3 separate regions of the Homo sapiens genome follow, and all the other regions are linked to region 3. A link is a contact called in ENCODE Hi-C or POLR2A ChIA-PET data. All regions are on one chromosome and are shown on one strand. Each heading gives the region's core, a stretch centred on a gene start or an enhancer-like site at or near the end of the contact. The rest is flanking DNA. Distances are from core to core; before and after follow the strand shown.

Region 1 (2,700 bases), core at 67-2,566, 110 kb before region 3:
TTGAGCTGATTAAGGAGGAAAAGCAACAGGACCTTAGACTTGGTCCCTTAGTCCAGTGCTCTTTCCTCTGCCACCTCTTTATGGGTGTAAGAAAATGTTAAAGATGAGTGTGATTATGAACTTAAAAGATAAACAAACACTGATTCTGGGCTCTAACGAAGCTAGGGGCCATCGCCCAATGCTGCAGTCACAGTCAGGGCCCTTGGTTCAGCCCTCATGCTCCTCTAACGCCCGTTACCTTTTTTCCTGTTTTTTGTTTTGTTGTTTGTTTTGGGACAGGGTCTCACTCTCTCTCTCAGGTTGGAGTGCAGTGCACGATCTCTGCTCACTGCAACTTTCATCCTCCTTGCTCAAGCCATCTTCCCGCCTCAGCCTCCCGAGCAGATAGGACTATAGGCAAACATCACCAGGCCTGGCTAATTTTAAAATTTTTTGTAGAGATGACATCTCACTATATTGCCCAGGCTAGTCTCAAACTCCTGGGCTCAAGTAATCCACTCACCTCAGTCTCCGAAAGTGCTGGGATTACAGGCATGAGCCACTGCACCCTGCCCTTCCCCATTACTTTGACTATTGCTATTTATTTATCACCTATTGTGTACCAAGCATATTGCATCTTCCCTTTTAGGTTCCTTAAATATAATCTTAAAATGTGATCATTGGCACAGAATTCAGCTTTCTGAGTTACTACATTTCCCAAAACATGAGGTTGAAAGGGACTTTCTTCACAGAGGCAGGCAGTGTGTCTGTCTGTCTGTCAGAGCTATATGGGCTCTCCCAGCTCCACAAGGTCCTCCCCATTTATGTGCCCTACAGGTGTAAAATCAAAGGAGGGGCAAAATTGTTTTGTTGTAGGAGAGACGAGCACATGAAGGAAATGTCTGCACAACTGGAGTGCCGGGAGAACAATAAAGCCAATCCCATAGAGAGGAAGCACACAGGGTGTCTCCATGTCTCCAATGGAATAAATCATCTGCAAGGGCTGTGGTTAATGTTCGGTCTGAACGAGGACCACACAGCTGGGACACTCTGTACTTTTGATCTGGCCTTTCAAGCTTGGGTGATGCCAGGAAATTGCATTTAATGGACTGAATGAAAGCTGCCGTATAGAAAACGAGAAGAGATTATTATAAAAACAATAGAGACCATTTCACCGCCCTCACTGCCTCACACCTGTTTTTTGCGTGGGGTCCATGAATCTGGGCTTTGGCAGGGAGACTGGGACTCCGGGGCCACAAGGCCACAGCCTGGTCAGCTTGTGGTTAGAGACTTTCTCTGCACTGTACTGGCTGTGTCAGAGAAGCACGACGTATGTGCCTGCATTGTCTTCACTGGGCAAGTCATTTCAGTTGCAGGAAGCCATGCACCTGCACTTCTTTGCCTTGAAAATAACTAATCTGCGGAGAGTGATCAGTCAGCCTTGTCAGAGCTCAGTCGTTTGGCTTTATGCTCATGGCCGCACCTGACCCTTGGGCACTGTGGGTGTATAAATAGCCTCAGAAATGGTGCTGCTCTCAAGCCCTGTCTTGCAGGACTTTACCTGTAAAGGAAAGCTTTACCTTTTCATGACAGGACTTGAGAGCTTATTTCAATAAAAGAAGAGGGAGAGAAAACCATCCTACATCCCCTGAACATGGAAACATTTCAACCCTGATGACCACTGGTTCCCACAGTGGTCAGAGGGACCTGAGGAAGAGTTTCCTTCCTTCCTCTCAGTGTGGAGCTGACACCAGGGTGGAATTTCCATAGAACTTACAGCACTGGGGGCAGGTGCAAAAGCAGAAGGGTGTAGAAACAGCTGCTTTGACTGGAGAGAGGAGAAATGCTTGTTAGCTTCCTATTTCCATATGACTGTGTGTCATCAGGGCTGACATGTTTCCGGGACAGAAATTCCCTCTTGTGAGAGAAGTATTGACATGAAATAGTTCCCCAGGATTGGGGCGAGTGTGCTGATGATAATAACACAGAGGTGATTTGTTGACACCATATGCAGTGCGTTGGTGCCCAGCTGTGTTTGATCCTCAAGGAATTCTTTGACATAGAGAAAGCAAGTGTCAATGTCATGTCCCATTATTCAGAGGGCAACGCCGAGTCTTAGAGTATTACAAAGCAGGTCAAAGAAAGGTGGATTTGGAGTTGAAGGGCAACCAGTTGATAGCTGCACAGAGGCTAAGTTACATGACCAAGGTCCTTATCTGGTAGAGACAATTGACTTTTGGCATCTGTGAGTTCTGCACAGAGTACTACCTATGGGTATTTAAATCTTCAGATGAAGGTGTACTTGATTACTCGCTCAGCTTCATAATTTACCCTTCTTTAAAAATTCCTGGGCAAATAGCCACTACTATAAAAAGTCCCCCAGCCTACTCTGGATTACAATTTCTGATGAAGATCTTTTTCCCTTTCATGTGCTTGGCCAGATATGTTTGGGGTAAACGTTATGAAGGTATTTACTGATTGGGCCCTGCTATTTTAGGGCATACGGAAAGGGAATGAGCCTTTTTCCCTTCATCATATTCTACTGGCATATAGTATATAAAAATTGAAAAGCTACATTAAGAAGGCACCATTGGCTGGGCGCAGTGGCTCACGCCTGTAATCCTAGAATTTTGGGAGACCGAGGCGGGCGGATCATCAGAGGTCAGGAGTTCAAGACCAGCCTGATCAACATGGTGAAACCCTGTCTCTACTAAAAATACA
Region 2 (2,870 bases), core at 98-2,597, 120 kb after region 3:
AAAGAAAAGAATGCATTTTTATCCAGAAGATGGCGTGGTCAGTATCACTGGAGCCTGTCATTCTACCCAGATCCTTTCCCCAGCATATGTTAGATTTCCATTTGGATTCAGGCAGAATGAGTTCAAATCCCAGCTCTGTACGGACCATCTCTGTGACTCTGTGGAAATTGTTTATTCTATAATATACTTAACTTCTCGGGCTGCTTGTGAAAATTACAGGGGATAAAGTAAGTGAAGTGTCTGGAAAGTGGTGGTTAATTGGTCAGTAGTAATTGCCTTCCCTGGTTGTCAGGGGTCACCCTTTTTTTTAATCTAAAGGGGATGATCTAGACTCCAGTTCTGGGTCTATTTTCCCCCCAAATAAAATCCTATCCTCTCAAGAAGTAAAGTAAGAGAACAGTGAAAGTGTCGATGTCTATAATATTACCTAAATGTCTCCTGGGATACTGTGAATGGAGTGAGGGAGTTCATAAAAAATTCTAGCATTTCATTCATTTTCAGCTGCTGTCTCTGATATATGGAAGGCTGTAATTTCACAAGGAAGTGAAACCTTACCTCCTACCAGGTGTCAGTATATTTTAAGCAAAGAGATATTACAACTCGGGAATTATTGAAAACCTATGTTCTTTCCCTGCAATTGCTCGAGGCAGATTTTGAAAGCCACATTTTGAAATCAGCCTATGACGTCATCAGAACTAGCTGTAATCGAGGTGACACAGTTGATGACTCTCTGGGTAGGGCTGGTGTGGGAGATAGTGATAAACATTTGGCCTGAAGAAAGCTGGAAGACAGATCTATTTTTAGATTTTTATTATGCAGTTTTATCTTGAGTCTCTTTAAAATTGTGCAACTCTCAACTCTCCAAACAAATGAACATTTCATTGCTCTGTATTCTAAAACAATTTCTTAAAAACTTGCTTTCTGTCTTTTTCTCAGCTCTCTATCTCTCAAAAGATTAAAAATCAGAAGGTAAATTGCTTGTGTCCTTTTCATGCACCCAATTTCAGCTCATTTTAAGTGTTTAATTTACTTAAATAGCCTTCAATTCATCTTGGAACTATTTCGACTTAGCAAGAAAATATAAGAACATATACGATTTACTGCCGTAATAGCGTCTTGGAGAGGTATGTAGTGTGTGTGTGCACGTGTGTGTGTGAGTGTGTGTTTGTCTCCCCCAAGGAGCAGCAGCAGTGCCTGGTATTCACTCTGTTCCTATTTTTGTCTTTTGTCATCACTGCTGTAACTGAGCCCACTGTCATCTGGTAGGAATATTTACCCGCTGGATCTGACTTGGCTGGGTAGCGGTGAACACACATCTGGAGTCTAGACTTGGCGGCTCTGTGGGCAGGCTCGCAGCCCAGGGCTCCATCAGCCCCAGGGCTCCAACACTCCGGCGCCCTGCTCTGTTGACATAGCTGGTGGGCTGCCTCATCAGTTTCAGCTGCCTGACCCCCTGGTCCCCCAGCCTCCCCCATCCCTGCCATATCCCAGCTCTGTGCACTTTGGAGAGCCACCAGAGGAGCGCCTCTTCTGCTTCCTTCTGCGAGCCCCCTCTACTCAGGATGCTTTGCTGGAGAAGAAGGGAAGGAGGAATCCACGTTAATGTGAAACCTGCAGACAGTGATTCTGCTTCAGAGATAAGGGGTTGCTTTGGATGGGAGAGGAGCTCTGATAAAAGCACTAAGCGTAAGAAAGAAAAAATCTGATGGGGTAAAACAGATATATACCTTGGAATATATGATTTGGGTTTAAATCTTATACCCAGCTGTTACACCAGATGTGTGGCCTGGAAAGTCTTTGAGGCTCAAATTCATTATCTATAAATTCAGGGGAAGAGTGATGACCGCAATAAGTTGTTGGGCAGGATACAAACCTGAATAAAGACAAAAGGTCTAGTTCAATGTCTGCCTTAAAGCGACAAATAAAAATCAGTTCCCTTTTTCCTGGTCAATGTTTCATTTACACAAGTCAGAGTGATTCTTTGACCCAAGGCAAGCAAAACATCCTTGAGATTTGCTGAAAATAGAGGGCGCTTGGGGGAAACATTCATGTGAAATGAGAAGTTTTTGAAAAAGATCCCACAGCAATATCTGCTTTTAGATAGAAGGTAACAGAGACAGAGGCGATCACATTCTTGTGGCGGCAGCATTTCCCATGTGGGATCTTGTTTTCTCTTGTCTATTTTTATAAAATGATACTAGCGTGAGGCTTTGATAATGGGTTGGTGACTTCTATAGAATGAGGCTGAGCCCCCTGGGAGTTGAGGCTCCCCTGAAACGTCAATTTTGAGATTTGAGAGATTCTTAATACACATGCATTGGTCTATGCGTTAACAGCAATGGGTTCTTAGTGTATTTCCCTCACAAGGAGGCTAAATCACACTGTTTACAGTTATTTGCATATGTGTCTAATCAGTTATATCTGCAATAAAATGATACCTAAATCAATTTCTTGCAAAAAGAATTATTTGGATGTCTACCCAGCAAACAAAAGTGTTTGAGAAATTATAAGTTTCTTTTGAAAGTCTATTTTATTATACTGTGGTTGGCAAACCACGGCCTGCAGCCCACAGACAGAAACTGTGGATCTGCATCCAAGCCTGAAATATGTATCCTCTGGTTCTTTACAGAAATGTTTGTTGATGCTTGTAATTGTATAAATAAATAACAATAAAAAGTGTAGTTTTCTCTTTTAAAATTGGGAATACCTGTTGGTACTGTGTGACCATGGTATTTTCTGGTTTACAATCCATCCTGCATGCTCATTTTACTACAGTATTATGAGTGTGTGGGGGCTGCTGTGACAGAACACCAATAGACTGCCTGATGGCTTAAGCAGCAAACGTGTATTTCTCACAGTTCTGGAGGCTG
Region 3 (2,700 bases), core at 170-2,669:
CTGAAGGTCCCCCTGAGCAGTGTCAGCCAGAAGCATCCCATTGCTCAATGCCTGGGTAGACCCTTCCATCCACGACCAGGGCAGGGGGAATGAATGCCCTGAAGACATGATTTGTAGGACTAAGTGTTTTAGTGAAACTTGTGATTCACAGATATCCTCATAGAATTCCAAGTATGCATTTTCAGCACGTATTTTTTCGCAAACCCAGTGTCTGGCCCATACATGAAAATTCTCAGATAATGATGAAATGTTCTAGTTGAATTCCAGGCAGCAGGAATGGAAATCTCCTATAAATGTACCTTGCCCTTCTCTCTGGCATGCAAGGATCAGTGTTGGGATTCAGCCTCTTTGGCATTCCTCCTCTTTATGAACACGTTCATAGAAAAAGGAAAGTACTATTATTAAAATAGATTATCTCTGAGTTTAAGTATGACTGTGTGTGTGTAGATACATACATACTTAACTATATATCTATCTAGTTAAGTCACTAACTAGTGACTGTGTGTATAGATAGATAGGTAGTTAAGTATGTATCTATCTATACACACACTTATATATGTATATGTAGATCTTTTTTCTTTTTCACTACTGACCACCAACAACTGACAATCTGGAATCCTGACTGCTTTCATAACTGAAACCAAGGGTTTGTTGAATATTCAAAAGTTTACACAATGTTCGGGAGTCCTAACGTCGAATCTGAGCGTCTCTTAGAAAGTGTTCTTACATTGAACTTCGGAATAGGGTGATATTTTCCGTTGATCAGTGAAGGAGGATTCTGATTTCCATGTGGTGTCCAATCCTGCCTTCCTGTGATGAGCTTTTAAAAAGCATAGAGAACTTTTGAAGGCAACAAAGGGAGGCTCTTCTACCTGAAAACACACACACTCTCTCACTGCAACCTGCATGCCTTTTATAGTGACAAACTGTAATTGTTTAAAACTTGGCTCTCTCCTCTTCCCTCAGTAAGAAGTAGAAGTCTGCCAGTTTGAACTTTAATGGTCTCAGCTGTTTTGGAATGGTGTAATCACATTGTGAGATTCATTTTACAGCTGGACCAGTGAATCATATTCATTCACAAAACCAGTTTTACCTGGTTGGTTCCAGTTTTCCTCTATGTGCACTCACAGGGGCATAGATTTACCTCTGGCCTTGACCAAGGAAATGTTTAATCCTGGAGGAAATTGTCGTTGTGGTTATTCTGGGGCTCTGTGCAGTGTGCCTGCTCCCCGAGGAGCTCTCTAGCCAGATGAGAAAGGGGGCTTGTATTGGGAGCATTCTCAGACACACTGAGAAAGTCTTGCATATGCAGCAATTTTAGTTTCTATTTCTGAGAATTTTGTCAGGAGTCTTGACAATCAATGAGGACTGAAAACAATTAGTCACAGTTGTGGATTTCTCGTTAGGTTCACGGTCAGAATGTGCTTCACAGGGAAAGGCACGTCTGAAGGCAAAGAGCAGGGCTGTGCTGAATGCGTTTTTTCACCGGACAATGGGATTTCAGTCTGTGGCTCAGGAAACATTGTGACATTCCCTTTGTTTAATCAAAGTTCTTTCCAACTCTCAAAGGCTGGCTGATTTGAGAGCCGCCTTATCTTCCCTATCTCTGATAGACGATGCAGTTGGTGTTGAAATTTTTACAGCTAATCTGAGCAAAATGTTTTCAAGCAGTACAAACACAGCCAAATGATGTCGTTCTTATGCTTGTTATCAATAAAAGAAATTTCCAGATTTCCCTGAATCAGGCAGGGACTCTGTTTTCTTTCATTCCTTCCAGTGCCCAGGTGAACTCACATAGATTCAGAAAGCAGGGATTCAGGAACAAGGAAACAAGCCCTCCACTGCTGGGAGAGGCGTGGGGAAAACTGAAACAGGGGAACTCTCGGAAGAAATGACAACCTGTTCCTCCTGCCTTTTGGGATCTTGCGATGTGGGCCCGGATTTGCTTTATATCATTTTCTTGTTGTTCCATGTCACGTGGAAGAATGGTATGTTGGGAAGAGGATTCCGTCCATGCTTCCAGAGAGCTCCATGTGTGTTCAGCGCAGAGCAAGTGCTGCCCTGCAGCTGCGTGTAGGTCAGGGAGAGATAGCCTTGTGGGCAAGCCAGAGTTCCAGAAGGTTCAGAAGGCCCAGACAATTCAGAAGTTTGCTTCAGCGTGTAGCGGGTGTGGGCATTTCTTTCTAGTTGGTAGTGGGGACTGGAGGAAGCCTGGAGCTGCTTTGGAGAGGGGTCTTGGAAGCTTGGCAGGGATTCGCAGGGGAGGGAAAGATGCTCCTCCCACAGCACTGGGTAGATAAGGACACACCCACATGACCCAGCCCGCGTCTAAATGGCTCAGGCAGCCCTTCAACCCAGCACACCATGGAATCACTCTATTTCCTGGGCTCTTCTGTTCAACCTCCTGCATTTCTGTTTTTTTATCTGTAAATTGGGGCTAATACTCACCTTCCAAGTTTGTTAAATAGAAGTTAAATAAGATTTATCTATAAATCTTGCATCTATCTATCTTTCTTTTTATCTAACTATCTGTCCATCTGTCTGACTGTATATCTATCTGTCTATCTACCATGTCTGGCGCATAACACACGAAGTTAGGGAGGCACCAAAGCTGGAATAAACATTGGTTCCCTTCTCACTGTGAGCTCCTCTGCTCCCTTTTCCAGCCTCCATGTATATAGCCTCAGATTCGACAGAGCA

Evidence for each region. Hi-C counts contacts between places; a loop is a spot of excess contacts on that map. ChIA-PET counts read pairs that join two places held with the same protein, here RNA polymerase II (POLR2A). Pooled maps may share reads with other maps.
Region 1: a pooled map shows a loop between it and region 3 (2.0-fold over the local background). The contact joins two enhancer-like sites. A Hi-C loop is called at or near these places in 5 of 168 maps with a recorded cell type or tissue (ascending aorta, cardiac septum, heart left ventricle and 1 more), 1 of 37 single-sample maps with no recorded cell type and 5 of 50 pooled maps. POLR2A ChIA-PET finds 5 or more read pairs at or near these places in 2 of 52 experiments (AG04450 and BJ).
Region 2: a loop to region 3 is called in a pooled map, with 2.2 times the contacts of the local background. The contact joins two enhancer-like sites. A Hi-C loop is called at or near these places in 1 of 168 maps with a recorded cell type or tissue (ascending aorta) and 5 of 50 pooled maps. POLR2A ChIA-PET finds 5 or more read pairs at or near these places in 4 of 52 experiments (CD4-positive, alpha-beta T cell, activated CD4-positive, alpha-beta T cell, activated T-cell and 1 more).

The regions. Positions count from the first base shown.
Region 1 is chr2:8,233,572-8,236,271 of GRCh38, reverse strand. The region is part of intron 7 of LINC00299 (long intergenic non-protein coding RNA 299); the gene reads left to right. Among named protein-coding and RNA genes, the nearest start is that of LINC00299, 93 kb to the left of the region's middle. Within about 2 kb of position 1,316, at least 4 of the 41 ENCODE cell types and tissues checked have a DNase peak (open chromatin) inside an H3K27ac peak, as active enhancers do.
Region 2 is chr2:8,002,273-8,005,142 of GRCh38, reverse strand. No RefSeq gene overlaps it. Among named protein-coding and RNA genes, the nearest start is that of LINC00298, 27 kb to the right of the region's middle. Within about 2 kb of position 1,347, at least 14 of the 41 ENCODE cell types and tissues checked have a DNase peak (open chromatin) inside an H3K27ac peak, as active enhancers do.
Region 3 is chr2:8,118,715-8,121,414 of GRCh38, reverse strand. The region is part of intron 7 of LINC00299 (long intergenic non-protein coding RNA 299); the gene reads left to right. Among named protein-coding and RNA genes, the nearest start is that of LINC00298, 140 kb to the right of the region's middle. Within about 2 kb of position 1,419, at least 9 of the 41 ENCODE cell types and tissues checked have a DNase peak (open chromatin) inside an H3K27ac peak, as active enhancers do.